Regions from separate parts of the Mus musculus genome. Here all the other regions are linked to region 1. The links are chromatin loops, found by intact Hi-C in ENCODE. Cell type or tissue: heart. All regions are shown on one strand. Each heading gives the region's core, and the rest is flanking DNA. Links, peaks and the distances in the headings are about the cores only.

Region 1 (10,291 bases), core at 4,732-7,231:
TTCATACTAGGACTGTAGGGATTCAGGAATTTCAGGGACAAAGGCCTCCATCTGTTTCTTATATATGACACAGAGCCATGATGAAGTCCAGAGGTGACATCCATCTTCACTTGGTTGGCTTGTGACATCCATCAGGAGATACCTCCAGGGTGCCTACTCACCCCACAGCTCCCAGGAGAGGGAATATAAGGGCAATGCCGCCATCAATCAGATGGCTTATCAGGGAAGTAGACTTTTTTTTTTTTTTTTTTTTTTTTTTTTTTTTACTATTTTCCTGTTACCATTTGGGAAGGAAGAGACTCCCCCCCGCCCCCCCCCCCCGCCCCCACCTCCTAACCAGTCCCAAGCTCTAGATAAAATGGGGGAGGTACTTATCAGGCATGCCAGACATGAATATATCTGAAGAGACACTTTAGCTTTCAGTCTGTTAAAACAATGACCCCAAGAACTGGGCATGTTACCCCAGAATCTGATCCTGGGAGAAAGAAAGCCTCCTAGCCAGAAGGGAATCTTTTCTCTCCACCAGAGAGGAACTTGTGGCATTACAGAGACAAGGAGGGGTTGGCAGTGGGCAGGATCATGGGCGTGACTGGGCTGTTTGGATGTGTAACCCTGTGCTTCACATATGTATGTGAGCCTCATGTCAGAACAAAACATGACATAGGGGGTCACTAAGAAGTCTTTTTCTTTTTTTTCTGGAACTCACTATGTAGACCAGGCTGGCCTCGAACTCAGAAATCTACCTGCCTCTGCCTCCCGAGTGCTGGGATTAAAGGCGTGTGCCACTACCGCCCGGCCACTAAGAAGTCTCAATTGGCTTCTCAAGAATGGGTGACCAAGCCTGGCTTCTTGGGGTACAGTATCACACATGGGAATATGGAATAGGAGCTTAAAGTCAGAGCAGCACACCATGAAAGGTTCTGGCAGCACAAGAAGGCCTGGACCTCAGCGAGAAGGGCTGTGCCAGCCTGTGGTGGAATCTTGCAGTAGAGTAGATTATTTTGTTTTTATCTTATGTGAATGAGTATTTTTGCCTGCGTGTATGTCTTTGTACCATGTATGTGTAGTGCCTGAAGGGGCCAGAAGATGGCACCAAATCCTCTTGTCCTCTTGGACAGACCGTGTGGTGCTGGAGATTGACCCTGGGTCTTCTGGAAGAGCAGCCAATACTCTTTAACTGCAGAAATATCTCTCCAGCCTCTGGTTGTTTGTTGGGCTTTGACTATGTTTCTTTTTTTTCTTTTCTTTTCTTTTCTTTTCTTTTCTTTTCTTTTCTTTTCTTTTCTTTTCTTTTCTTTTCTTTTCTTTTCTTTCTTCCTTTCTTTCTTTCTTTCTTTCTTTTTTTTTTTTTTTTTTTGAGACAGGGTTTCTCTGTAGCTCTGGCTATCCTGGAACTCACTTTGTAGACCAGGCTGGCCTCAAACTCAGAAATCCGCCTGCCTCTGCTTCCTAAGTGCTGGGATTAAGGGCGTGCGCCACCACGCCCGGCTATTGACTATGTTTCTTATGGAGTCTTTTCTAACACAGGGGTGAACCAGGGAGGAGGCAGGACTCTCCCCTAACAGAGGTGGGTGCCTATTGGGGCACATGGTCCAGCTTGGGTTGCTGATATAATGGAGACGACAGCTGAGTGGCAGCTATTGACTGGTGGACCTGCTCAAATTCTCCACTTACCTGAACCCACCCCAGGGGGAGCCCCTCCAAGCACTGACCACCTCCAAAAACACAAGGCCTCATTGTCCCGCTGGTGGAAGCAGCCTCAGCTCACTAGGGGGAGGAACAGAGATGTCACTACAGAGCGGGTAGAAGGTCAGAGATATTGGCATCCTCAGTGTCACCACCCCTACCAGCAGCCATGTTGGGGTATGGCTTCATGTTAATTCTCTCTCTCTCTCTCTCTCTCTCTCTCTCTCTCTCTCTCTCTCTCTCTGTGTGTGTGTGTGCGTGCATGTGTAGGCTAGAGGTCAACACTGGTTGTCATCCTTAATCAGTCTCCACTGTATGTTTCTTTAGTTTGAGTCAGGGTCTTACTAGCCTGTAACTCATTATATAGACGTGGCTAATCTCCAACTCATAGAGATATGCTGTTTCTATCTCCCCCCGGGTGTTGGGATTAAAGGCAAATGCCATTATGCCAGGACCCACCTTATTAAACTTAAATATTTAGCTTTATTTATTTATTTGTTTGTTTATTTTGTTTATGAGTGTTTGCCTGCGTATGTGTAATATATACAGATGTGGCACATGCATACCCCATGCCTGTGGAAGCCAGAAGGTGTCAGATGCTCTGGAATTAGTGTTCCAGATGGTGCGAGCCACTATATAGTTCCTGGAGACTGACCCTGGGTGTCTGTGAGACCAAACGCTTTTAGCTACTAACTCATTTCCAGGCTGGCCAGCGAGCCGGGTCCTCCCCTGTCTCTGGTCCTCCCAGCCTGGGACACAGATGTGTGTCACAGCATCTGACTTTTTATTCTACCTCATGTCCTCCAGCTTCCAAGCACTTTACTAGCCCTTTACTGACCGAGCTATCTTCCTAGCCCTTCATACTATCTTTAGGGAAGAAACACTCTGCCACGGGTGTCTCAGGGCCCAAAGGGGTTACTCTGAGTGGCGAGACTCAAAGCCCTCCTGGTGAACCCCTCACAGTTCACCGGCAGGGCCCTGATGCTTATAGGGTGGAAGAATGGGTGTGGGGCAGGCTGAAAACAAACCAGAAACCCCATTCCTTACTAACTAGACTTTGGCACCATGGTGCCTGACCCAGTGACTTATGTCTAATACAGACACGTGGAAATCTAACTCCTAATGACCCATAGGGCCTGAATTAGTGTCCTTTCTGTTGCTGTGATAAAGCACCGTGAGCAAAGACAGCTTAAGGGAGAGTTCATTTTGGCCTCTGGTTCCAGCAGGTTAGATGTCTATGACGACAGGAGAGGCATGGCAGCAGAAGCAGGAAGCTGAGAAATGAGATCTCAGAAGCACGCTGGAAGCAGAGAGAGTGACCCGCAAGTGAGCTGAGGCTGTAAACCCTCAGAGCGTGTGCCCAGTGATGTGCTTCTCCCAGCAAGGCTCTGAGCACATCCTGCAGGTTTCATAACTTCCCCCAAACATCTCCACTAACCAAGGACCACGTGCTCAGATACACGAGCCTGTGGGTGACATTCTCATCCAAGCTGTCACAGAGCCTCAACCCAAGTGACCACTTCCAAGAAAGACAACGTGCATGGTGAAATCTACAGCTCAATGAGACCATGAGGGTTGGGGCTCCCTTTTAGTTGGGTTCTGAGGATTGAACTCAGGTTGTCAGGCTTGGCTGCAAGCTCTCTTAACCGCTCAGACATCTCTCCAGCCCCCACCTGGCTAGCTTTTATTTTCGTTCTAGCTCTGTGGACATTTCTTTCATTTATTTATTTATTTACTTATTTATTTATCTATCTATTGAGTGTGTCTGTCTGTCCGTCCGCCTGTCTGTCTGTCTGTCTGTTTTTGACTGTGCCACAGTAAGTATGTGGAGGTCAAAGGACAACCTTTAGGAATTGGGTTTCTTTTCCTACATAGTCCTGGGTATCATCCAGGCCTGGGGGAGTACTGGGCAAGGTTAGAGGCTGTCTCTAATGAGCACTTTGCCCTCCCATGGACATGATAATTGTGCAGAGAGGGAGCTAAGGTCTCAAGCAGCCTAAGCTAGCCTTGAACTCACTGTGTAGCTGCGTTCGCCTTGAACTCCTGATCTTCTGCCTCTATTTCCCAAGTGTGGAGGTTACAGGCTTGCACCGCTACGGCTGTATATGTGGTACTGGGATGGAGCTTAAGGCCCGTACATTTTATGCATGCTTGGCAAGTGCTCTTGCAGCTTAGTTTTATCTCCAGGCTGGCTTTTCCTTCTCAGCTCTAGGGCTGAGCCCAGGGCCTTGTTCATGAGAGGCGAACACTCTACCACTGAGCTAGGCTCAGGTTTAACTTTTTAATTTGAAACAGAAAATCCCAAAGCTGGCTTTCAACTCCTTCTGTAGTCCAAGCAGGACCAAAATTTGTGATCCAACTGCCCCACCTTGAGTATCTGAGATTATAGGCCTGCACTACCAGGCCCAGTGAGAGTCTCACTTGTAAACAGGTGTATTACCTATTTTTTTTTTTTTTTATCCTGGTGACTCTTTAGCTTCTCCTGTGCCCACCCTGTACGTGAGATCATTGTCTCACCTCACTGTGGTCCTTGTCCTACTTCTGGCGTTTTGGTAAACCTGGTCCCAGTGGATCCAGGCCTTCCCAGCAGGCTCCAGGAACAGGCCTTGCAGGAATGCTGGTGCCACTGGGCACAGGGAGGAGAATGACCAGCAGGGGGCAGCAGCGTGCTTCCTTTGATTTCTCAAATACTTAAAAACAACCAGTCAGTCATCCCACCAGCCCTTGGGAGCCTAGCAGGGTAGGCTCTGGGATGAGCACAGGATCTCTCTCTCTCTCTCTCTCTCTCTCTCTCTCTCTCTCTCTCTGTCCCTCCCTGTTCTTTGTTCCGATATGGCTTCTTAAAACCTGCACCCACTGAGGTTCCCTGGCTTCCATTATCCGACTCTGGTAAAGGAAGGGAGGTGTCCAGGTTCCGAGGTAGCCACTGGTCATATACTCCAGAATGTGGGAAGGGAGGCTGGTTGGAATAAAGATGGTTGTTTAGATGTCTGTGCTTGGTTCCAAGCTGTTAGAAGGAAAAAAAAACCAACTGCAAACAAACAACATAATAAGTTTCCCGTTGGCCAGTGTTGTAGATACCCTGGTTCCAGAACTACATTAGTAGAATGAGTTTTCTGGGCTCCTTTCGCTTTCTGGAAGTGCTAGGTATAGTGTTATAGGACAGGCACACCTAGAGAATCAGCTTTGCAAAGACCATTCCAATCTGCCCTGCAAAGTTGGTTGTCGAGTCTCCCCAAGGACAGCGAGGCTCTCTGTGGTTCTCATGGGTGCTCCTGGGGTTCAGTAGGTTGGGGGTACACCTTGTCTTCCTGAACATTCTGCTTCCCACTCCACAGCCTACTTGTGAGCAGCTCTTGATGCTGTGGTGAGAGAAGGGGTGTGTGTCTCAACTCTGTCCCTGATGACCAGGGGCAGAACTTGTTCCCAGACCTCTGCTCCAGAAGTGGAAGTCTTGTTTCAGGGGGGGGGGGTCACTGCAAGGGTCACCTGTCCTCTGAGGCTGCCGGCCAAAGCCAGGCTGTTGTCACTCACTGGGTTCTGCTCTGAACAGGCAAAGATCCTGGAGGAAAACTGAGGCAGGCCAGGTGCTTCAGGCTGCTGTTACGTCACAAAGATGGCTCTGCTAAGTGATATCCTGGTCCCTTGGCTGTGGACCTAACACCAAGGCTCCATCTTGTTCCTTCTGCCCTTCCTGCTCCATACCATCTCTGCTCCCTCCTCCTGGCTGGACTCTCCCCAGGTTATACCCACAGCCTAGCCTGGCACATCCTGTGCCTTCCTGTGGCCTTGTGAACTGGTAACTTCAGTGGCCCCACAATCACAGAGCTCTGCAGAGTTCCTGCATTGGCCATTGCCCCCCTCCCCCAGCTTAGAGAGACTAGACTCCTATCTCCTCTCGGATCTTGCTCCTGGGACTGCAACCCTGGCTCCTGGCTCCAACTCGCCAAGATGGAGGGATTCACTTCCCTCTAGAGTCCCTGCCTCCCTTCTCCTCCTCCCCCATCCCAGGTTGTATCCAACTCTCGGCTGCCTAAGTCAGTCCCAGCTGCCTCTAGCTCATCAGTTTGGCTACTGCAACCTCTTCTCAGGCCTCTGAAGCTCTGGGCAGTTTCAGGAGAGTGACTCTGCTGGTCCTCTGTCCTGCCTAGCTGAGGAGGGAAGCTCAGACAAGAGCCCAGTGTGTGGATCTCTCCAAAGTAGCACTGGCTGCCCCAGAAAAGCCTTAGCACAAAGAAAAACACAGACAGTTTGTGAAAGGTGAACTCTGGGTCTTGAGCTCCACCATGTTAGAGACAGGGACCCTCACAGCCAGGAGGCTTCCGACTGTCTGTTAGGCAGGTGTCTTTCTTCTTTTCACTTTTCCTTAGGGACAGCACCAGGTTTCCATTTTCAGCCTCATGCCTTTTTGCCTCTGGGCCCCAGGATGGCTGGAGGGGTGGTGCCAGGATGGACAGAAAGTGCTTGTCAGCCTGCAGCCATCCACCAGGGGGTGCTGTGAGCTTATCTATAATGGTTAGTGCCAAGTAGCTGGTGTCTAGCTAGTTATTGACTGGTGGCTGGTGACTTAGGGAGGCAGGTTGCAGAGCTCTGGGACTGCAGTGCTGTCCGTGTCAGAGGAATAAGGAGCTTCACAGGCCTCAGCCTGTGTGGGGCCTGGGTACTTCTCCTGCTGCAGCTTGGGGTGGGCACGGATATGTATTGGGCAACCACTGGGCACAGAGCAGGGGCCTGCAACCTGGAGACAGAGGTCCAGTTCAGTGCTATTCACTGAGTGCCTTTGGTGGGTTCTTCAGCCTCTGGTCTGGTGTCCTGGCCTCTCCACTGTCCTGTAGTAAAGTTCCACCTTAGTTGGAAAGCTTTCTGGTCATTATGGGTTGTACCATTTGGGGGCTGTTTGGGAGGTGTGGCGGTCACCTTGCATGTCTCACTGTACTTGGCTGGTCCCTCAGCCAAGGGGCAGCCTGAGGGTCAGCTCTGATGGGGCTGAGAGTAGTCTCATGAGATCCAGGCCAGAAGGGGCTCAGTGAAGGTGGATGGGCCAGAGAGGTGGACAAGGGTCTCCATATGGAGTCTGCCATCTTAAGGCAGGAAGGACATGTGAATTTCAAGGGTGCAGGAAAGGCAGGAGATAACCTGCAGCTTGGAGGGGTAGATGGAGCAATGTGGGTAAGGCAGGCAGTGGGGTCCTCCTGAGACAGGTCAGGGTAGGCCAGGATGAGGGCACACCTACAGGACAGGCCTAGAGCAGGAGTCTCCATCACCCTGTGGCTGTTCACAGCTTTTCCTGACATAAGACTCAGGTCTGGAGAGGTCAGGAGGGCCTTGACTAAGTAAGAGAGGGAGGGATGGGAAAGGGTGACACAGAGAGACTGAGAGACACATCACACATGTGCATATATGTGCATATGCACACACACTCACAAACAGACACATACACAGACACAAGTACATAGACACAGACATACACACAAATGCACACATACACACACACACATATACACAGACAGACACACACAGATGCATATACACAGACACACACACACAAACACACATACATACACACATATACACACATGCACACACAGGCACACACAAACATATACACACACAGACACACACACAAACACACACACAGACATACACACAGAAACACAGACACAGACACACAAACAGACACATACATAGACATACACACACAAACATACATACATACACAGATGCACACACACGCAGACACACATACAGACACTCATACACACACAACACACACACACACACACACACACACTCACGAGTCTATCTTGGCCCTCCAACCCTCTCCACACAGTCAGTATGAGGACTCAGCAAATATCAAGTGCCTGGCCCCTCCATCCTGCCCTAGGAACTCATGGCTTCAGGCACTCTGAGACCTGACTTGGCCTTCAAGGCATGCCATGGTCTATCTGGAGGGTTTGCAGGACCCCATGTCCCTTTTTTGTTTCATCCTTGTCTGATGGCCTCTCCTGGTACCTGTGCTTCACCAGGCAGGGCCCCGCCCTGTGGCCTCATTCTGGCTATAGAGCTCATTGTGCACAGCTTGTGTTTTCTGTCACCCAGGGTGGGGGAAGCAGCTTTGCCCTTTGTCTATTGGAGCCCAGAATTCCTCTGGTTTCAGTGCATAGAACTGGGGTCTAAGTGAAAGAGGAGGTAGAAAGATGCTAAGAGCCAACCAGATGTGGCTGATGACTCCACAGGACTGTCCTGCAGACACAACAGGACTGATGGACATATGGACACACAGAGACTGCACACAAGGACACACAGAGACTGCTTACACAAGTTCAAGCTAGATGGGGTCCCAGCACCGAGAGAGCCAGTGACCACAGGCTCCCAGCCCTAATTAAGAAGCTGTCTGCAACTGATACTTACTGGAAAAGGGAAAACCAGTTTTTCCGCAGTGGAGTGTTACTGGGTATATCAACCACACTCCAGGGCAGGACCGTGCACAGGATTTTTTTTTTTTTAATTTTGTTTCATTTTGGCATTTTTACTTCATTTGTTTTATTTTGGTTTTGTTTTATGCTTTTGTTTTGCTTTGCTTTGTTTTGAGAGAGAGAGAGGGAGAGAGAGAGAGAATATAAAGATGGGTGGATAGAATCTGGGAGGAGCTAAGAGAGGGAAAACATCAAAATAGACTGTATGAAAAAGATTTTAAAGGAAAAGAGAAGTGTTTGTTGACAGACTGGATGAAGTTGATCCCCAGTTCTTGCTGTGTCCCTGGGTTCTTATCTGCCTGTGACCTGTCCACAGGCAGGGCTTGGCCCAGTGCCCACACATAGCAGCCAACAAATGTAAGTGATATTGTTGTTGTTCCTATGATTATCGGTGACACTTGGGACTCTGATACAGTGTGCTGACCGGGGCAGGCTGTCATCCCTATCAGCCCCGAAGAAGCACTCTGGGGTGGTGGGGAGCTTCACCCACAAGCACCGGTCAGCATCACATTGGACAGAGTATGGCAAACTGCCAGTGGCCTTGGGATGAGCCATAGCCCCACCCCCAAGGGCCTACCACACTGCCCCCAAGCCATGTGTACACTTCTCTTTGCAAATTGACTTGGCACTAGGCATGCTGGAATGAGGCCGTGCCTGGCTCTCCTGCTGTGCTGGACTCCTTCCGAATGAAAGACAAATGTATTTTAATTTGTTCCAACTTGACACGGAACCCCCTACCCCTCCCCCTTGAGAAACTGGGTCACTAAGCAGAGAATTCTATAGCTGGCGCCAACTTATATTCTTGCTCACGAAACAGCCTTTGTTCCTTTTGCAACACAGGGAGGTTCTGGTGCTGTCTCTCTGGATGTGTGGGCATGAACGCAGAGAGGTCTAGAAATGTTGGGTTTGCTGAACAGAACAGACCGTGCTGAGTGGGCTCGGAAGGGGTCCTCTCCATTGCTCCTCTAGAGAAGGTGCTGGGAGGGCCCAGCGAGGGGAAGGCGCTGCCTCTGGGCCACACAGCAGCAGCTACTGACGCACTAAGCATTAGGAAGGCTGCCTGTACCCACCTCAGTCATGTGGCATTAGGAAGGCTGCCTGTACCCACCTCAGTCATGTGGCGTTTCCCAGGGCTTCACTCAGCTGGATGCAGAGGCCTCCCTTACCTATAAAATAAAGGGAACACAAGGTTGGTAGAATGGGGATGTTGTGTCCAGATGCCACAGGTTTTTAGGGTAGGTTTTTGGTACTGCAGGTCTGAGATGCCAGGAGCACTCAAGGCCAAGACCTGGACTACTCGGCCTCCTTGGGTAGTGGGCATCTGGGTCCCTCTGAATCGGTGTGTGCCAACTCTGCAGATGATGGCAAAGGTTGGTGCTGGCCGTGCATGTGACGCTGTTTGGATGCCTTTGGTGATGCTGAGTCTGATCACATAGACACCTTGGACTCCATACTCTGGGCAAGTCACTGATGGGACCACGACCTCATGTCAGCCTCAGTTTCTCCATGTGCAAGTTGAAGCAATGATAACCTGATTGAAAGTCTTGTGTGGGACTCGCATGAGTAGGATTACATAGGGAGGAGACATGTCTGGCTGTCAAATCTATCTGCATGTGAGGAAGGACAGACAGAAATGTGTGGGCTCCGGTGGGGGATGGGCTGTGATCACAGAAGGTGATCCTGAGTTGTCTGAAGCCGGGCATTGCTTGGCATTTGTGTTGTTGGGTTTTCCCAGAGGGAGAGGGCAATAGAGCCTCAGAAGGTCAGGGGTGTCATCCAGGTAGGGACACTTCCTGCTCTGGGTTCTTCACTTCTGGACACTGTGGGCTGGGCCCTCCTGGGCTGTGGTTGGGTTGGAATTAGAGAGTGTGCAGCTGGAAGCAGCCCAAACCTCAATTTCTATTTCTGATGAGATTTCCCTGGCCAGCACCTTAATGAAGCCAGGGCTGCTGGGGCTTCTGGGAAGTGCACATGGGCTTAATTACTCCTGTCTTGCTCTGCTTGGCAAATAGTCCACCTCCCTGGGCTTCCTGTTCTCACACCTCCAACCTTGGATCTAAGCCCAGGTCCTGCCCTGTCCCGGTCCTCCTCTTCGTCCACTGTCCTTCCATTTGTGTGCCAAGCACATA
Region 2 (10,291 bases), core at 2,778-5,277, 430 kb after region 1:
GGGCTAAGAAGCCCTCCCCCTGTCCTTGGGAGGCACTCCTATAGCCCATTAATCCTTTAGGTAGTCACATCTGAGCACCCACAGAAAGCCCAGAGCAAAGCTCTGTTTGTAGAGAAAGCAAACCATAGCACCTGCTTCCCTAGCTCACCGTCATCTACTGAAAACTGATCTGTGCTCCCAGGAAGTGTCTTTTGTGTGATTCGCTATGTCTGTCTGTCTGTCTGTCTACCTATCAACTCCTATCTCCCATTTCTAAATCATCTCCAACTAGTCTCTTTATAAACACCAAACTGGCTGCAAACCCATATCTATCCTCCTGCCTCTGTCTCCTGCCACTGATTATTGGCATGCACCACCACACATGCCTCAGTTAAGTGAACTCTAATGGTCTGTGCCAGGTCAGCAGAAAGAGGGAGTCAAAGGGACTTCTGCCCCTCAGCCAGAGGCACTGAGAATCCTTCACTTGGAGGAGACCGGGAGCAGTCACCATCAGTGGCAGCATAAGAGAACACCAAGTCCCTTTTATATTCTTCTCTTCTGACAGACAAGCAGGTGGCTTCAGACATTCCCCATCGGGTTGTGGCAAAGTGTCAAGTATATAGGCCCTCTTGTTCTGGGATGTTGGGCAAAGGTGCTTTCAGGGCCTGCTATGAAGATAATTATACAAGCAGACAACAGGCCAGAATTAACAGATAGACGGCACTCAGGTGTGTGCAACAGCTGGGCTACCAGGCGCACAGTGTGTCACCTTCTGTCAGGCTCTGAGTTATTCTGAAGATGTGGGGAAACTTCTCAGCAGGAGCTAATAGGCGACTTTATAGATCAGCTCCTAGAAGCCGCCCTCAGTGTCACTGTTAACCCCTGGTTCATTGTGCTTGCTGTGCTGGGCAGTAGTACCCTCCCCAACCCCTGACCTGAGCAAGCCACACCCTTTTCTGTACCAACAGCTTTCCCTGGAGCTGGGACGGACAATGTATCAGAAAACAGCCAGGCTGTGGGGGGCTTCACCCATGGCCCAGCAGCAGACACCAGAGTGTTTGGGCTGTGGGCTTCACCCATGGCAGAGCAGCAGAGGGCAGGGTGTTGGGCTTGTATGGGCTTCAAATGTGACTTGGGTGCATCCAGGAGATGAGCAAACCCTCAGGAGGGTTGCAGGAGGGACTGCAGATCCTCAACAGCGCATAGTTCTGCTAGCCATCCACTACACCTTGGACAGGGGCTTGCTTATGGGCCTGCCTGGAGTGTTTCCACCCAGTCTTTCCTCTTCATCCTCTGAAATCAAATTTCTCTGTAATCCAGGGTCCCCAGTCCTCACTAAGGCACCTGTCCAACACTCAGGGTAGAGTGACAGTAGCCACAGCTGTCCTTGGAGTTAACACAGGTGAGAGCAACCCCGGCTTTGGAGTGGAGACTGAGGAGCAGGCTAGAGAGCACTGCACAGAGGCCCTGGGCTCCAGACATTCTGTCCTCAGACCAGGATTTTGCAGAAGTGTTTGTCTCCCTTCTGATAAGCTGCTCTGTGGTCCCGAATACCCGAAGCTTTCATGCAGGTCCCCAAACTCACTCTGCTTGTCCCTGGCCCAAATCCTAGGCCCAGGACACTCACCCGGTCACCCTTTATTCCCATGTCGCCTTTAAACCCAGGGAAGCCGTCTTCACCCTGAACAGAAACAAAGAAAACATCAGTCTACAGAGAACTCCACTCCACCACACTACTGTCCACTCACAATGGGCCTGCACAACACGGAGCCCCAGCCCAGGACAGGAGCAGGAGAGCTGCCCAGGGAGGAAACATACAGCCTGCACAGAAGGAGGCCTGCATACCACAGGCCTTTACCCATCCCTTAGACCTGCTACAGTACGCACAATGTATTAAACCCACAGATCCTCGGGCACCCCTCTCCCTAGAGCCCTCTTAATCTGCCTTCCTGGGTCGTTTGGAACAGCCCAGGAACTTCCCTGGTAAGGCACCATCATCAGGTAACCCAGTCATATCCTTCCAAGTATGTAACGGGACACATCCTGTCTCGTGAAGACAAACAAGACAAGATAAAGTAATAAAGCCGAGGCTCTGGAAACCATCCTCAGAAGGACCGTCCAGTAGTAAAGTGTCCCAAAAGAATGGGAAATCTGGGACAGAGGGCTTGGAAAGAGTCCTTCTGAGGAGCAAGTGGGCATCTGCTCCTAAGAGAACTCGCTTTTTCCCTAAACCCCTATGAGGTCCATGTATGTATGTTCTTGGCTGAATTGTTCAAAAGACAAACCCATTCTCCTGATCCTGCAGAAGGAGATCTAGGATTCTACTCTATCAGGGAGAGGTGCTCTAGAAATAGTGGAAAATGGAAGACCTTTTGGCCTGATCTTCCCAAAGGGTGGCCAGGTGGTTAGCACCCTGAAGTTCAAGGTAGACCACACAGGCTCTACCTTGAGATGTCCCCAACCATAGCCCTTAAAGCAGTCTTTAGAGAATAGTTTTCAGGCTATCAGATCAGTCAGTAATGGAGGCAAAAAACTGTCCACAGGTACCCAGTGAGAAGCAATGTATACCTTCCAAGCATAAGCAGATGCGGGTGTCAGGTCTGTTCTCATAGCCTTTAGATTCCACAGGGAATGCCACAGCCTGACACAAAGGGCAACCACACCCAGTAGTTACAGCCAATAGGATGGAGCTCAAATGGTCGGATCCCATCCAAATGCCAGGCCTCTTACCACCAAATGGAGGGACAGAAGTGGCTGGCTGCTGCACAGTTCCACAAGGCTCGGGATATCTCTTCTGCCAGGGGTACTGGGCACTCTGACTATGTGATTCAGGGTGTCATTATTTAGCTTTGTATTAACCAAGATGATCCACATAGGCCTGATATACAGCCTTGAACATGGCAGGCAGTACCACATTCTACATTGTGGCTTATATGCTAAGTGTCACCGGGCTGCACGTGCCTTCACATGCCTTGGCTCTAAGCCTGAGACTGGACTGTAAAACTAGATAGACTCTGTGTAGGAATTCTGGGCCTCTCAGGTGAGAACTGACTACCATGAGGACTGTTGCCTGCAAAGGACCCGCAGGGAGAGACTTGGGGGACGAAGGTATGTGGATACAGCCATGTGGCCACCCTAGGGCCTCCTAGGTAGATGCTCTGGGCCAGCCCAGGAGATGCTGACAGTGTCATGATCCCCAGTCTCCTTTAGGACCAGGACGGCATCAATTCCCCTCCACATTCGGAGGCAACCCCATTGAGTCCTGTACCACACTGAGACAGCCCACCCTCAAGGGGATAGATTCTTACCTTCTCCCCCTTGGTGCCCTTCAGACCTCGGATGCCATCTGCCCCCTGTGCAAGCAAGAATAGAGAGTGATCACAAACACGCACAGCCCAAGAGGGAACAGCTCCCACAGGCAGTATGGACCAGCCTTAGATGAGTCCTCATCCAACATACCTCCATCTCTGGAGGGAGGGGTACTTCCTGTTCTCTCATTGATTGACAGGAGCTCATGTGAGGCCCCCACTGTCCTTAACTCCTACCCTGGCCTCTGCACAAACATCCATACTTTCCCCTGCCCAAATTACTCAAAGGCCTGATATTGCCTTTCTAACGGCCCAAAGCCCTGCCAACAGTTTCCCAGGCTAGCATGCCTGCCTGTTCTAGGAAGAGTCCCCCAATCCTGCAGCTAGGAAAAACTCAATGCAGGCCGGCGAGTTAAGATCCTGACCCTTTCTGTGGCCTCTGAAGATGTCCCAGACTTCTGCATGCCTGTTTTCTTATCTGGAAGTGGATTGACAAGGACTCTAGCCTATCTCTACTGTTTGAAAAAGGGTGATCTGAAAGTCCTCAGGGCAGTGCCCTGTGCATACTGGACATCCAGTAGAAAAATGCTGTGCACTGGCTGTTTGTGTTAATTCTGCATTATCATTGAAAGGTGACATGGTATTGCACCAACTAATGTCACAATGAGTATGGCTGGCCTCAGCCCAGGGTGGACATGGAATCCCTGTTAGACACAGCTCTAAGGACACACAGCAGGCCCCCTTTCTTCTATTATCAATGGTCCCAGTCCCTCTGTTGTCAGAGGCGAAGTCATAAAACCTAGTAACAGATGGAGCCACAGCTTAACCGCCCATGCCTTCTGACCTTGGGCTCCTGAGAGGGGTGACATTTACCTACATGGACTCACTGTTGACTCCAGGAGTTGCCTCAAGCCACCTCTGCCTAGGACCGCAGAGGAGTCACAAGGCTCAGTTTCTTCATGATTGAGGCTGCAGCCTGGGCCTGAGCCACCTTCTAGACCCAGGTGCCACCAGCTGCCCTCTGCTGGCCAGAGATCCACATAGGCTTGGTAGTTCCGAGGTTGGGGCTGGGAAGAGCTTTAGAAAGAAGCTCTTTGGAATGGAGACATACAGACCCAGGAGTCAGGGCTGAGATCTGAGCTTTGACACAGGAAGGTAGGAGCTATAAGCCAGGTGGACAGGTACCCTGAGATCTCAACCACTGGAAGGAAGGAGGGCTTGGAGCATCAAGAGACAAGCCCATGGTTGACAACATCCTTACTCAGTATCCCATGATGCACAGCTTAGAATGAAGAATGGAGGGGCAAGAGGACAGCTGCTGAACAGGATGGATCTGGATAGCAGCTGGGTCAGAGCAGCTCTTGCTCACTCATCCCAACACCAAATAAATGGATGTGGGTTGACAGCATAGGTGCCCAGCCCATTAGGATCCTGGCCCTTGAAAGCAGCCATGGATGGAATGGCTCTAAGGAAGGAGTGCTGACTCTAGGGAGTCTGCTCTGTGCTTGCTCAAACCTGAGTCAATGTTGGGCAGCAAACTGAAAAATGAAGAGGAGCGTAGAGCAGACATGGAGATATCATGACATGTCTACACAGAGTCCGTGAGCAAGGCTTGCCACATGCACCTAAGTAACAGGAGTTGAAGAACATCTGTGGTCCAACAGATTCAGGAAGGTACAATGTGCCCTGTCTGGACAGCTGCCTTGGAACCAATGGTTTCTGGGCACTGTTTTTTGCCTGAGATGCCTTCTGGATATCTAGAAGTCTCCATAGGAGAGACCTAGAGCCCCACCCACCACACTCTTCCAGGCATCTCTGTGGTGGAGAGAAACATAAACAGAAGAACCCAGCAGAGATGATCTCTCAGGTTCAGGCCTGCTGACACAGACCTGCAAACCCAACTGCTCATGACCCTGAAGCTGACACAGACCTGCAAACTCAATGCTCATGACCCTGAAGCTGACACAGACCTGCAAACCCAACTGCTCATGACCCTGAAGCTGACACAGACCTGCAAACCCAACTGCTCATGACCCTGCAGCAGAAGGAGCATGAGTTTAAGACCAGACACCTAGGCAACTTAGTGAGATTCTTCCTCAAAACAACGATTAAAAATAAGGGGGTTATTTAGTTTGGTGGTAGAGTGCCCAGGGGATGTGGGCAAGCCCCGAGTTCAACTCTTGGTGGGAAGTAGGGGAGCGGGGTGAGAGAGGCTGTCTGCTCTTTCCACCTTATGAGGCTGCAGTGAGAAGAGCCAGGCTGTGAAGGAGAAAGCGACCCTAACCAAATGATGATCTGCTTGCACCTTGACCTTGAACTTCCAGTCTCTATTACAAAACCCTAGATTGTGGGATTTTTCTTATAGCAGACAGGCCATGAGAGAACCCCATCTTGGAAGAAGCCTGGGTAGGAAATAATCAGATCTCTCTACCCTAATGGTGACAGCTCCCACACCTACCTCTGCTGTGCCCGTGAGCCTGGCACTCATGAGGTGGCCAACACCACGTCAGTTCTCAAGAGCACACGGGGCAGTACTATCTCTTGCTCTTGTGAAAACTGTCTTAATGCTTGCTTCCCTCTCTGCTTCCAAGTCTTAACTGGATTGCTCATGTTCTGAGTGAATTTGAACCAGATCGATAGATAAGAGCATTCTCCATAAACATTTTAAAGTAAACACCTTTCAGCTTGCAGAGGAAGCCTTACGCAATTAGCCATGTATAGGAGCTGCCAAAGGCTTGGGGTAGGAGACAGAAATTTGTAAGATAAACACACGTAGAGCTCCTATAATCAGCGCTGCTGCTCAGTTATCTCCCTCCCAGCCTTCAGTAGGCACAGTGTCAGGAAAAGCAAGCTTCAGGAGGAACCTGACCTGCCTAAGGCTGCCATCTTCGAGAGGTCACTCTTGAAACTAGGATGTCAGGGTTTCTGAGGCACAGAAACAGGGCCATTTGGGTTCAAGTCTAGACGCGGGTACCATGTTTGGAGGGATTCCAGACAGTCTCTGAACACGGAGGTTGTGAGCTCCCCACCCTCCACAACCCAGGGCAGCTGTATACTTTGGGTCTGCATCAATGCTGGACAGAAAGTACCACAAGGTACATGGGTGGGGCAGCGGCCTGGGTCATGTTTATATAAATTCTTCAAACTGAAGTTGCTTTGTGGTGTGCTTCTGCATATATGCACACTCACAGGGGGGCACACCTCTGTTCCCCTTCATGTCAGTTTGAAGGAAGGGGCTGTTATCATTTTTGCCGGGTGCTGGGGTGGGGAAAGAGACTGGAGCTTTGAGATATTGCAAAGTCCCTGTATGGTGAAGGAAGAGACCCTGTCGATAAGACGCTCATCTTCTACACAGGAATGTGCCTTCGCCCCAGGAACCGTGGAACTCAAGATTAAATCATGCAGCTCAGAGCAAACTCAGTTAGTGCTGAAGGGACAAAGGGGACCTTGCTCTCAATATTGCTCTGGCACTCTGTGCCCCACTTAACAAGGTTCCAGGAATTTCTACCAGCAGAAACACGATTGTAAACAAATGGACATCTCTCACGAACCCTGCCTGCTGGGGATTTGAGAGGACATACTAGTCTTTTTCCTCTTCCAACATGCCAGTAGCTCAAAGGACTGTTTCTGAGCTTCCCTAGGCTGGCCATGCCCCTGCCTCACAAGATCCACATCCATGAAAGGCTCCAGAGGTCAGCCTGGTATGAACAAATGGTAAACACAAGAGGGTGGCCAGTACAGTGTCCCCACTTCTTCACAAGCTGTCTAGGAGGTAATCCCTCATCCTGTAGCAGTCTGTCCCCTAGCTGGCAGGCAAGATCCTCACCTGCTCAGACATGCTGTCTGAGGTCCCAGCATGTGCATACTGAACTGGGGAACTAGGCTACTCTAGAGTGCCTGGAGCAGGGCTTAACAACAGAGAAGCTGCCAGGAACCAGCCAGGGACATACATCCTTCCCACCTTGACTTCTATGAAGACCCAGAGCTGCAGAGTCCCTCTTACCTTGACTCCTCGTGGACCGGGGTAGCCAATGGGACCCTGGGGGCCAGGAGGACCCTAAGATCAAAGTGAAAGAACATTAGCTATTTTCAGGTGTGAGTACCTGGGCAACCACTGTGGGACCCTAGCCTTGTGGGAGATGCAGGAGGCCCTGCCTTGTGGTCCTCACTGGTACTGATGCTGATGATGGAGGTAGTGGGTGATGCCTTTCAAAAAGCAAAAATATCTGAGGACAGTCAGATGCTGTGTCCAGCTTCAGGAGGCCCAGAGGGATTGGGGGGAGTTGTTGCTATGTAATATAAGGAAACATAGCCCTGGGTCAAGAAAAAACAGGGTCATTGAAATAACATGTCTCCCTCCTGGGGACCTTGAGGTGAGACACTTTTCAGCTGAGGGGAACAAGGGTATCCTGTCTAGGGAGATGGCATCCTTCAGTAGTCAAAAGCCCTTTCCCATGACTGACTGAAGCTTACAGTCCAGGCACTGCCTCTCCCTCACCCCATGCCCCCAGACCCCATTGGTCTTAGGAGACCAATACAGAGACTGGCTGCTGAGGCAGGGTGCTGTGGGTACCCACCTGGCCTCCTTTCTCTCCTGGAGGACCTTCTTTTCCAGGGTGCCCCTGTCACAATAGAGAAGGTCTTCATTAGTTAGCCACCTGCTCAGAAAGAGGCCTTCTACCTTAGCAGTATTTATGTCCCAACCCCCCAGCTCTGCCCTCTTCACAGAATGAACCCACAGGATAATGAACTTAGACAAGACTTCTGGATCCTGACTTCCAGGACCAGCAAGGGCCACACAATGTCTGCCAAACACAGCAACTGGCTGTTTGGGGAAACTAAGGGCAGGCAGTTAGAGCAGAAAGAAGGCCATCTTGTCACCTGACTGAGTGCCTCAGCACTTCAAATTGCTTCAGTCACATCCCAGAGGGTCCCTGAGTCCAGAGAAACTGAGCAAAGATGAGAGGTGGCCCTGCAGAGGTACCTGTGTCCTCTGACCGTGTCTCACCTACCTGTGCCTGGACTAATTACATCCTCCACAATACAGCAGAGGCTCTGCTGGAGCAGGCTGACCCTGTGGTTAGAGCCTCAGGGAGAGAGGAAAGCAAAAAGGCAGTGCTCACTTATGAACATGCACTCTGGCCCCCACCTTTTCCAGGTGATGGAGAGGGGCTCAAGTCTACCTTGGATACATTGAAACTATCGTGCATGCTTGAGCAAGTCTTCTGTGCTCTCTAGGCCCATTCTCCCTCAGGTGAGCATTGGAAAGATAAACCCTTGCTCTAGCTTGAGTGGGTCTGGGGCTCTGTCTCTGAGGGGAAGAACCCAGCATGTGCTCCATTGTTTCCTGTGGTTGAATAATTGATTTTATAAAGCTCCTAACAAGTGAATTGGGACACAAAGTTCCCATGTGGGAGTCCAGTGACCTTGGAGGGAAACTAGGGCACCCACTGATGGACTGTGGCTGCTGTTCTGGCCCAGAGGACAAGCTGGACCAGCCCCTGCCTTTCAGAAATGATGATCATGCTTGCAGTAGGTCCGTGCGCCCTACATGTGCCTAGGGTATCAGAGGTTAAGGCTGCAAGGTTGAATGTAAGACGCCAAGGAGCGCGTGTCCCGCCACAGGCAGACCTGTGCTCTTCTTCTCAGTGCCCAGCCACCATATGGATCTGCTCAGGAGTCCTAAGCCAGGACATGCAGTGAGGGTCACTAGAGAACGCAGATGCCCTCGTCATGTGGAACTCCTTCAGAGGCATGTGGGAAACTGCATGTGCTTACACTGCAGAAAGCCCCAGAGACACCAAGGAGAGGTTCCCCAGGTGCTCAGCAAACACCTAGCAGAGTGTGAGGGGCAGGAGCTGGGGCACCATTGCCACGGCTGCCCAGGTGCCTTAGATGAGTCTCAGCTGCGTTCTAGAAGGAAGCAACTGCAGCGGAGAGGCCCAGGACTCATTTTGTAACCATGAGGCTGGGGAGAAGAGAAGAAAATTTAACACTGACAAATCTTCCTGTTGTGCAAGGCTAGGCTGTTCTCTCTCTCTCTCTCTCTCTCTCTCTCTCTCTCTCTCTCTCTCTCTCTCTCTCTCTCTCTCTCCCTCCCTCCCTCCCTCCCTCCCTCCCTCCTCCCTCTCCTTCTCTCTCTCTCTCTGTCTCTCTCTCTGTCTCCCTCCCTCCCTCCCTCCCTCCCTCCTTCCTTCTCCCTCTCCTTCTCTCTCTTCCTCTCCCTCTCCTCTCCCACTGCACATTTCCCCAATATTTTATGGTGAATGTTACTTTCATAATGGAAAAATAATAAAGCTTAAATTATTTGTATTTGATATTTTTCTGATTAAAAAAGTAATATATGTTCATTGTAGACAATTAGGAGAGCAGAAAAGGAAATTAAACCCCTCTGCAGCCCACCATGCAGAGCCATGAGACTGGTCGGGGGCACAGGCTTCCAGTTCATTTTTTTTTCTGTGTGTGTGCATACAAAGTGGGCAGGTATAATATGATCCGCATTTAGTATTGGATCATGAGCACTTTCTCCAAACCTTGGATAGACTTTCACATTTTATTTTTACTGGCCCTATTTTCCCATCATTTTGCTGTGTGCTCTGGGGAATTAATCACATTTCAGAGTACTAGGTATGACTTAAACCCTTCCTCTCTGTGTGTCTCTCTCTGTCTCTCCCTCCTCCCCTCTCCTCTCTCTCCTCTGTCCCTCCACGTGTGTGCATATTTATGGGCATGTGTATACATGTGTGAGTGCATGTAGGGGCCAGAGGTTGCTATCAGGTGTCTTTCTCAACTGCTCCCCATCGTAACCTTTAAGATGGGATCTTACTGAACCTAAAACTCTATAGAGGTCCAGGGATCTGTCTCTTTTCTTTCTCACAGCCCCAGAATGCCAGGCCTGCATTGCCATGCCCAGCCTCTATACATGCGGGGCTAAACACTTTCCTAACTGAGCCATCTCCCTGGCCTGTCAATCACTCTTTGTTCACAACCAAAACTAAAGGAAT
Region 3 (10,291 bases), core at 4,747-7,246, 330 kb after region 1:
TGGTATACTACAGCGATTTCTCTAGGGTGTTTCAGCTAAGCCACCAGTTGGAGCAGAGATCTGGGTTCTGCTGAGGAAACCACAGGACAGACCACGGCCTGTTTGCAGTTCTCGTTTGCCAGGCCTTTTGAAATGTTTGTTATCGAAAGAGTTTGTGGAGGAATTGCAAAAATCAAGTGCTTGAGAAAGCAGTAATAACTTGCTTGCTGAACTCTCTAGCCAGCTTTGGAAACTTCAGTTGGACTCTTTGAGTCTTGAGATCAATCGTCAAGCGGGACAGAAGGATTCCCTAGATTAAGGATCTCTCAGCAAAGGGTCAGCCTTCGCTGGCGTAAAGCATTGCCCTCTTCGAAAGCTCCATCCTTATTAGATTCAGTCATGATAACCGGCCAATCAGAATTTTCTTTGGGATTTTTGTTTTTAAACCTCCAGTTCCTCCAGTGCACAGGACAGTACAGAGACCACACAAGGTACTCTCTGGCTTGCAGAGAGCATGTCTCTAAGGAGCCTTGGCAGGGATTTGCTTCTGTGTGCGTATGTACAGCCATGTATGCACACGCCTGCTAGCCCACCCACCTGTCTCTAAGAATGGCAGGGTCAGGATGGAAGAAAAGCCATGTGGCGAGGCCTGTGCCTGCATTTACTCCACAGGGCAAGAGACAGCATCTCAGAGAGGACTGTGGGGAGGAAAGAGGCTTAGGAGAAGGCATTTACATACCATAAATGTTTAATTACACCAGTGTTTCTCCCATACAGTGACACTGGGATGAGTTTTAGACATTCTGGCCATGTCGCAGTACCCTTCAGCAAGGTTAATCCTGTCCTAATTTGAGTTTTAAAATTAAATCTACTTCCATGAACAAATGTCCCTGCAGCCTCATCCCATTCTTTTATCCAGAATAAATATGTCTGTGCAGGAGCTCCAAAAATGAAGGTCCAGGGCGGACAGCACACAGGGTCCACACAGCACCACGCTCTGCGTCCCTGCATCCATCACTGCTTGGCTCATGCATTATATATGAAAGCCATGTACCACTCCTGCCTTGGTGCAGGCGTGCGAGCAGAGGCCTGTCAGCATGCTTAAATCAAGTGCAAAGCAGATTGTGTTCTGGGCCCCGGGAACAAAAGGCTGCAGGTGGATTTGGGGTTTTAAGAATGACTAGATTAACTCAGGTGGGGACATTCTCTTGGATTTTTCTGGTTTGCTCACAAGCTTTAAAACATGGAGACCTAAGCAAGAACAACCACAAAGACAGAACGGAAAGCAGCAGCCTCGCTTGTCTGATTTGCCACACCTGCACTTTGGAAGGTGAACGTGACCTTCATCCCAGGCAGAGCTAGAGGAAGAGTATCATGAGATTTGTTTGCTCCACACTGTCCTAGGGCTTGTAGACTCAATTAAGATATTAAAAATAGGGCTTGGGGAGCAGAGTTCCTCCACAGCACTCTGTCTTTGTTTGTGTCTCCAGTGAGCAGCCCAGGGCAGACTCCCAGCGTTCTAGGGACGCAGGCATCGCAGTGTGAAGAGATCTCTGCCTCAGGAGATATAAATTCCAATTTTCTCTGACACAGACTATTACGCTGCAAGCACTGGTCATCTGTCTTCAGGTGCCTGGCAGGTGCTCTGTGCCCCATTATTATCTCTGGGAAATTAAAACAGGCCATGGGTGAGGAATGCTTCCTGCCTAGCCCCAGATGCGTCTGCCTCATGACCTGGGCTGACCTCAGCAGCTCCCACTGGGAATTTTGCTTCTCTGAGGCTGGCACTGCCTGATACCCTGCCTCACACCCTCTGCCCCCCTCCCCCCCCCCCCCAGAGCTGCCAAGCACTTCCCAATACTACATAGCTGGAAAGCAGCTTTCTGGAGGCAGGGTCACTACAGCGTGGGCTCCTAACAAAGGAAGGTGAAAGAAAGGGGTCTGACAAGAGGAAGGGAGGGGTGAAAGAGAGTGAATGGAGAAGATGCAGAGAAGAGAGAGGGGAAGGAGAGAGGGGGAAGAGAAAGAAGGAAGAGAACTTAGTAAAAGCGCATGCTCACAAGCATAGGAACCCGAGTACAAGCCCCAGCACCCACATAAAGGAAGAGAAAAGAACTGGGTGTCTTGCCACTTGCTTATGATCCCAACACATTGGGGATGAAGACAGCAGACCTAGGGGCTCACAGTCAGCCAGCCCAGCCTACTAGGACAGAGAGAAGAGCAGCTATTGGGAGATTCTGTTCCACAAATACAAGGTGGCGGCAGCAAGGTGGCTCAGTGGGCAAAGGTACTTGTCACCAAGCCTAACAACCTGACTACAGTCCTAGGCCCCCGTGGAAGAAGGAAAGAATCAACCAACATCCACAAGTTGTCTTCTGGGTACCATAGGAACAATATGGTGTGTGAATGCACAGACACTCAGACACACAGACACACACACACATACACAGACACACAGACAGACACACACACACACACACACACACACACACAGACACAGACACACACACGCACACACACACACACACACACACACACACACACACCTACAGTGTCTAAGGATCCTCGGCTTGGTCCTTGGGGCCTTCAGGAGGCCTTTTTATCTGCTTCTTCCCCAGTCCCTTTACTCTTTAACAGCTTTATTAAGACAGAATCCACACACCAGGGAATCCATCCATTTGAAGTGTTCAATTCAGTGGGGTTTCCTTCTTACCTTTTGCACTCACGTGCTGTCAGCACATTTTACAATTTCATAATAATTTAGAAAATGTTCATCAACTGAAAGGCACCCTAGACCCTTAACTGGTCTTTCTCTTGCCTCCCTCTGTCTTGCCCCAGGCTCTGACATCTGTACCTTCTCTGAATCTGCCTGTTCTGGGGGGGAGGGGAGGGAGGGGCTTGTACAGTGTGGCCTGGCTCTCTTTCTGCAAGCTCATGCACAGTGTGGAATAGGCCAGAACTTTGCTCTTTTGTATAGCGGATGACATATGACACCATCCAAATAGGATGGTGTGTGCTCTGCTCGTTCTCCCACCAGCCGAGGGACACGGAACAGCTTCCATCTTCGGAGCCTTGTGACCTTACAGATGTGAACTGACAGATGTGTGGATGTGGAAATCTTCATTCTTTTCTGGTCTTCACTTGGGGGTCAAAGTGCTGGGTCTTGTGACAACTCTTGGGTGTTCTCCACAACAACTGCTTGATGTCTGCCTACTTCCTGAACTTCAGACTGTGGTGTTTGTCTGCAGAGGCAAAGGAGAAGAAAACGCCCAGGGCTTTCCTTAGGACTCAACCAGGCAGCATCTCAGTGGTGCAGGGGATGGGGAGCCAGGGTTCAGGACCCCTGAGCTGAAGGGTCCTACACCAGGGACAATGGAATAGAAAGATCTCGAGGTTTTTAATGCTGCACCACCAGAGTCAGGCCCCTGCAGATAGGAGTCTGTGGAGGGACAGAAAAAGGGGATTTGGCTACTTGGGAACATAGAGATGGAGGAAGTACAATTAAATCCACAAGAAGAAAGGGTGAAGTGAGTGTCTTAAGGCTAACGCGATGGGGCCCCACAGATATGAACACATAGACTTGGTGGTTCAGATACTTGACTTCTTTTCCTCCCTAACAGGAATTATCCCAAATTTGGGGTCAAGAAGACCTCCAGCCCTTTTTCTTGGTCTCTGAACTTGGCAGATGCCCATTGTAGCACGGTAGGGTTGAAAGTAAATGTCCTCACAGGAGACATAGCTGTCACCACTGGAAAACCAAATAGAGAAGTTGGGAAAGAAGAGTCAGGGGTCCCCGGATCTGTGATGAGGAGGTCCCGGGAGCTCCTAAACTTCTGGACATCCAGACACCACTGAGTCATGGAGAGTTGGGAATGGAGTTGGGGGCCCAAGGCCTGGGGATGATGACAAACCAGGGGTTGAGAGAATGGGAAATGCCAGATTAGCTCATCGGAAAAAGTCCCTATCTTAGTGGCGGTTGTCTGGAAGCACAGAGGGGCTTTCTGTGGGAGACTTAGGCAGTGTGGCTCGGTAGGCAAAGGCTTTCTCCGTGCTCCCCACAGCAGTTCTTGATGAAAGAGACATCCTTGGTTCCAAACTCTTTGTTCTTTTTGGAAAATGGGTGCATACCAACCCCTCAGGGTGGAGCAGAAATTAGATGCCTTTTGCAGGGAGAAATGTCCGGAAAGAGACACTTATTGGTTAAATCCTCAGGGCCTCTAGATACCTCATTAGCATGGAGAACTCCGTTCTGGGCTACATGAACGTGGGGAGTGTGGTCACGTGTTCTGGGCCAGGAATCTCGTAGGGAGCAGGGAGCCTGGGTGCTGGGATCTGGGGTCCACTCAACCTTGCCAAGTTTCCTGGCATGGTCTACTGTCCCACACTTGCCTGGCATTTTTAATCTGTTTCTTTAGTGCTTGGTTGTGAGTCAATTCCAGCAAGCTGCTGTTCCAGGCTTCCCTAGTGTGAACCCCTGTGACAGGTGGGCCTCTTGTTCTAGCGTGTCCCAGCATCTTCTTGCTGAGCATAGATGAGCTACCGTGGCTGGATGCTGAGTTCACTGGTCACGGAGAATTGTGGACACGATGCCAAGTGGCTTTCAGATGTGTTTGTACTAGGTGCATCCTCCATGACAATGGGTGAAGGTCCCTACTTCTTGACAAAATCCTGCATGTTTCTAGAAGTGAGCTTTTCCCCCTGGCATTCTCAGAGGCTGAGAATACAATGTAGGAATGCTGAGGGCTAGCTCACCCTACTCCTAGGGTGGAGCCCTTCTGGATCCCAAACCTGAACTCTTCCCAGCCCTTGGCTCTGACCGCTGTCTAGCAGCTTTTGAGTTTGGCAAATTCTCATGGTCAAAAGAAGCCAGAAGCCTTTTTTTTTTCTTTCTTTCTTCAAGATTTATGCTTCCAGAGCTTAGCAGTTGTGGTTGTGCCTTCATTATGTTTTGTCTCCAGTAGGATTGACAATCCTGAATATCCAGACTGCTGTTACCAGAGGTCAGTGGTTCTCATGCAGCCAAATTTCAAGTACTTGAATGTGACAGAACCTGGCTTTATTTGTCTCTTTTGTGTCACTGACAAACTGCAGAATAGGTGATTTGTTATGGCTCATGACTCTGGGCACGCAAACTCCATGGTCTCCATCTAGTGATGGCCATCTTGCTGGCACTCTTCGTGTATGTTTTTATATATATGAGTGTACGTGTGTATACAGGTGTGCATGTATGCTTATGTATATACATGCATCAGTGAATGTACATATATGTACATACTGTGTCTATATTTATGCCTATACATATGTGCACATGTTCATGTGCTCATTCATATTGTGTGTATAAGCATGAAGGTATATGTACTCAAACATTTGCAAGCATGTGGGTGTGTGGATTTGCACATGCATGTGTCCTGGTCATCTCTCTTCCGATAGAGCCACCAGGATTGATCATGGAGTCTACTCCCTGGCATCTTCACTGTGTGTTTTGAATGAGATGTCCCCCAATAGTCTTGGGCATTTGAATACTTGCTCAGCAGCTGTGGAGTGGTTTGGGCAGGATTATGCCACTGGGAGTGGCTTTGAGGCTTTGGAAGCCTCCTGCCATCTCCAGTGCCCTCTCTCTGCTTCCTGTTTGCCTGCCATTGAGATGTGAGCGCTCAACTCTGACTGCCTTTCACCTGCTGCCTCTGATCCACCATTCTGAGTTCTAACCCTCTGGAATTGTAAGCCCCAAATAAACACTTTCTTCTATCAACTGTCCTGGTTGTGACCTTTTATCACAGCAATAGAAAAGTAACCAAAACACGTATTTAGTCACAGCTGCCCTCCAGAGGCCGTAACTCCAAACACTACAGAGGAGTTCAATTCCTACAATCGTCCTATCACAAGGGGAGTTACATTTCCATGTTTGAACCACGGCATCAACATTCTGCGTTGTCGTAAGCCACATCTCAGTAGCAATCCCCATTACAGGACTGTACTGGTGACATCTCCCTCTGGCGGCCGTGCAGAAGGAGCAGTGGCAGCTAAGGCAGCTGCCATTTGGGTTCAAAGACTTATTCCCTGTCTCTGTCTTGACAAAGCCCCTGGTGAATATCCATCTTGAACCGACTAGCTGGCACAGAGAGGCTTGCCTGGCTGAGCCTTGAGCCTGCCTGGCCTGGCTCCGCAGTTCTGGGAGACTCAGAAAAGACCTGCTCCCGCTTGCTCAACAGTGCAGTCTGGAGCTGTGCACCACACTTGGTAATGATGTGCCTGCAGGTATCCCAAAGTTTTGCTAGGTTTATTTTTTTTTAACTATTTTTTTTATTCTTAGTGAGTTTAACATCACACACCCCAATCCCATTCATCTACTTCCACATTCCTTTGTATCTGCCCTTGCAACCTTCCCTGCAAAAGAAAACAAACAAACAAACAAAACAGAGCATAGCATAGAAAACATCTTGTCGTGGAAGCAGCAGCTTTGGATCTGTAGGAGCGGCCCTTACACAGGCTCCAGGAGTTCAGAGGTAGATGTTGTGGTAAGTCAACTCAAAACCCTGGATCTAGGCCTGTGCAGTAGCTGAGTTGGTCAGCCCACCATTTGCTAGGTTTCTTATCTGGCTGTCCCTGTGTCTATCCTCCTGTCGCCAACAGTGTGGCCGTGACCTACTCAGCACTCTGTTCCCACCACCCACCTTTGTCACCCTCTGACTCAAAGTGATGACCTCAGATGTCCACACCTTTCAGCTGAACAACTACTGCCAGTTTAGGCCGAGCATGCAGGGTACAGTGCTCAAAAGACAGAATTTAGCTTGAAGGTGGAAGGTGAGGGTTGAGGGGGTGAGACATGTCTTCTCCTGTGGGTGTCTTGAGCAGCCCCTGACTGGCTGGAGCTCACACAAACTGGCGTTCACTGGAGCTCACACAAACTGGCGTTCAGTGTCTGATCCTTGCAGGCTATGGAACTTCAGTCCTATAAATGCAAGGTAAGTTCTTCCACCTTGTTAGCCGGTAATGACAAGGTACAAACAGTCTTGGGATGTCAAGACTCCCCCTCCATCAAATCCCCAATTACCAGCTCATTCTGGACTATCCTAGGGTCCTTCCTCCAGAATCCCACCTAACCACAAGACACAATGTAGAGTATGATGAAAAATAGGAAGGGAATGTGGAACTCCCAAGTATGTTTGACTTAAGCCACCAGCAAGGCAGGCCTTTTGCAAACAGAGGTGCCTCTAGACCTGGCTCAGATGCCTCTGCAGGGGAAGTGAACCTCCAAAGGCCTCCCTGGAAGAACAGACATACCCTTGGGACTATTTTAGGTCTCTTGTGCAACCAGAGGCCTCCAGGAAGTGACTATCTCCTGGGGATTGGGACATTGGAGCCCAAGGTGGGGATATGGAGTTCCTGCCCTATAAGAGCAGAGTGTCTCTGCAAAGCTATAGAGGGGGTTGGGAGCCGACCAGTTGCCATGGCCCTGGGATCTGCTGCACTATTCGTCTTGACCCTGACTGTCCATGCGGCTGGCACATGCCCAGGTGAGAAGGACTCTAAGTCCCTGAGAGCAGGTTAACTACCCACTCAGTGCCTTCTAGTGTCCCTGTGCCCACCTCTTCTGAGAAGCTCCTGTCAGCTCAGTGTCACCCTCTGAGGACAGACTCTGAGCAGCTAGCACTGGCTCAGGTGGAGACTCTGTGGGCCTGTGATGCTGACCCTGAGGCCTTCAGCCTGACCCTAGGAACTTCACAGACGAAGATGACACCTATGTTTTCCACCTTCTTAGGGACTTTGGAGAGAGATGCTAGGATCCTCTACTTTGTGGCTGCCACATCCCCTTGGTAACTTTGGTAAAGATGCATCCCAGAGTCTCCTGGTACATATGGGCAAGGATTTGGGGTTGGAGAATATTCCTGATCAGCTCTGCTCTGATATCCCCTGGGGATATTACTCCTAAGCACAGGGCAACTGTCTCAAGTGGTGACATGGTTAGAGAAGGGACTAAAACAGCAAGACACAGCCCACCCACTGCAGGGGAAAGAGCCCAGCAGGGAAACTGGACAGGGAAACACCTACGAGGTCTCAACCCTACACAAAGAGCTCCAGGCAGCTAAGGAATGCTGGGAGCCAGAGAGGTGGTCCTTTCCATCAATTGATTGTCTAGTGCTGTACTGTGAGCCCTGTAAACATACTCACAAGTAACATTATATGGGCTCAACAGGTTATATTTGGGAATTTATATGTATATAAATATACATATATTATATGTGTATGAATAAACAATAACAATTTATGAAAAACAAGGCCATGAATTTGAGCATGGAGTTTGGGAGGATTTGGAGGATTTGGAGAAAGGGAAGGGAGAGTTGTCATAATTATAATCCCCCCAAACCAAACCAAATAAAAAACAAAAACAAAAACCTGGTAAGAAGCATACCAAAGATAGTTCTCTGGTCTCCAAAGTGAACCCTGCCCTAGTCTGATATTTCAAGTGTTCTTCTGCAGAGATATGAATTTCACAAATTAACAATATTTTACAAAATGTAGCAACTTCTGTTGGGTTCCAGCTGTGCCTTGGAGCATGCATGTCCCCTCCCCTAGAAGACCTCTTGTAGTCCATGGTCAACCCTCATGAGTTGGAGGAAAAAAAAAATGTTACATTAACTCAGTTTCCTAGCAAGATTGACTCTTGTTTTTCCATAACCATTTCCAAAGCCCTCTCTAAATTCTAGAATGACGGCAAGACTTTAATTTTCATTCTCAAGTTGAGTCCTTGCTACAGCCCTATTCTCTAAGAAAACATATTTTTAAGTGTGTGTGGCTGTTTTGCCTGTATGTATGTGTGTGCACCATTTGCATGCCTGGTATCTGCAGAAGCCAGAAGAGGGCATCAGATCCTCTGGAACTGGAGTTACAGACAGTTGTAAGGTACCATGTGGGTGCTGGGGATCAAACCTGCAACCTCTGCAGAAGTAAGTGCTCTTAACCCCTGAGCTTTAGTTCCTACAACTGAGTGGGGCTGAGGAGGCAGACACGGGGGCGGGGTTTGGGTGATCTGTCAAATGACAGCACTGGTAACTGGAGAGCTCATTCCCAAGCAGTCCCACTCCCACCGGATACAGATCTGTCCTGCATGCCCCTCCCATCTGCCCAGCTCCCCAAGGCAATGATGGGCCCATCTCCATCACAGGAAGACCTGACTTCTGCCGATTCTGTCCACAGCCCTCTGCCTGACATGGCTGAGCTGGCAGTTGCTCTCAAGGCAGGTGGCATATGATGCTAGTACCAACTGATGCTTGTGTTGTTCTGCAGAACTGAAGGTCCTAGATCTGGAAGGCTACAAGCAGCTCACCATCCTTCAAGGTTGCCCTGGCTTGCCTGGAGCTGCAGGGCCCAAGGGAGAGGCAGGTGCCAAAGGAGATAGAGGTGTGTGCTGGGGAAGGAGGGGATATGGAAGGGGGCAGTAATGGTGGAGGGGTCCAGAGTCACATTACTGTCCGGAAAGGACACCTCGGGCCCTCCGTGACACCAGATGCCTTGACAGAATGGCCAGTGACAAAAACAAGGTCCAACTAGTCTGAAAGGCCCAGGAGGGCTTCTCTGGACCACCTTACTTAGGTGCTTCAGGCGTGCTTTTCAGCCCCGCCCCCTGGTCCCCTATCTATGTTTGCTCCACTTGGCCACTGTAAGACATCTAGGAAACAGACACTTTCACAGCCCCACCTGAAAGCTGGGCTGTGGCTTTCTTCCTCACCTGCCTCACATAATAGAGCAGAGGCTTAAAACGACCAGCCTCTTCCTGAGCTGGCCCTCCAGTGAAGAGTGGGGCAGCCTCCATATGGGATCTGCTGCAGGGTACAGTCACTAGGACACAGAACCACAACATTAGCACTTGTGGAGACCTCAAGCATACTTGTTCTCGCCAAGTGGGGACCGTGGTTGGTACCTATGTCTCCTGAGCCAGATGTGCCCTGGGGTTCAGCAGGAGAGCCCCTTGCTTGAAGGTACTCCAGCCTGGCAATGATTTGGTGGGGACAGAACAAAGCTGGACACCTCTGTGAGAAGATGCCAGGCTTGAAGCCAATGTGGGTGGTCCCAGACTGTGTCTCACTTGCCTTCTCACCACTGTGATCCCAGTAAGGGGAGAGATATCTGTCTCCAGAGCCCCATTGAGGGACCTGGGAGAAGAGGTTGTCCCATGGCCAGGATGAGATAGCCAGCAATGGGAGAGAGGTGTTGCTTTGGATCTCACTGCCCTAGATCTAAATTGCTACCAGCTTGCATTGCTAACTTGACTCAAGGGGAGAACTAGTGTGCCCCGGGCACTGTATTGTCA

Evidence for each region. Hi-C counts contacts between places; a loop is a spot of excess contacts. Peaks named below come from ENCODE experiments on the same cell type or tissue, not always from the same donor. Only the 100,000 strongest peaks of a DNase experiment are listed, where the experiment ranks them.
Region 2: a loop joins it to region 1, with 11 times the contacts of the local background. A loop is called at or near these places in 13 of 42 quality-filtered maps.
Region 3: it touches region 1 in a loop (2.0-fold over the local background); 3 of 42 quality-filtered maps call a loop at or near these places.

Annotation. Positions count from the first base shown.
Region 1 is chr2:28,414,153-28,424,443 of GRCm38, reverse strand. No RefSeq gene overlaps it. Among named protein-coding and RNA genes, the nearest start is that of Gm13373, 15 kb to the right of the region's middle. In heart, for the core only: a CTCF peak has its summit at 6,169 (motif pointing right); a DNase peak (open chromatin) is centred at 6,173; H3K27me3 peaks cover 1,404 bases.
Region 2 is chr2:27,978,090-27,988,380 of GRCm38, reverse strand. It overlaps Col5a1 (collagen, type V, alpha 1), which reads right to left. Exons shown (of 66, transcript NM_015734.2): 26 at 7,865-7,909; 27 at 7,291-7,344; 28 at 3,288-3,332; 29 at 1,607-1,660. Among named protein-coding and RNA genes, the nearest start is that of Gm13372, 49 kb to the left of the region's middle. In heart, for the core only: a CTCF peak has its summit at 4,313 (motif pointing left); a DNase peak (open chromatin) is centred at 4,291; H3K27ac peaks cover 2,438 bases.
Region 3 is chr2:28,081,996-28,092,286 of GRCm38, reverse strand. It overlaps Fcnb (ficolin B), which reads left to right and starts at 7,409. Exons shown (of 9, transcript NM_010190.1): 1 at 7,409-7,496; 2 at 9,268-9,381. The coding sequence starts at 7,430. In heart, for the core only: a CTCF peak has its summit at 5,964 (motif pointing left); no DNase peak of the experiment used is centred there.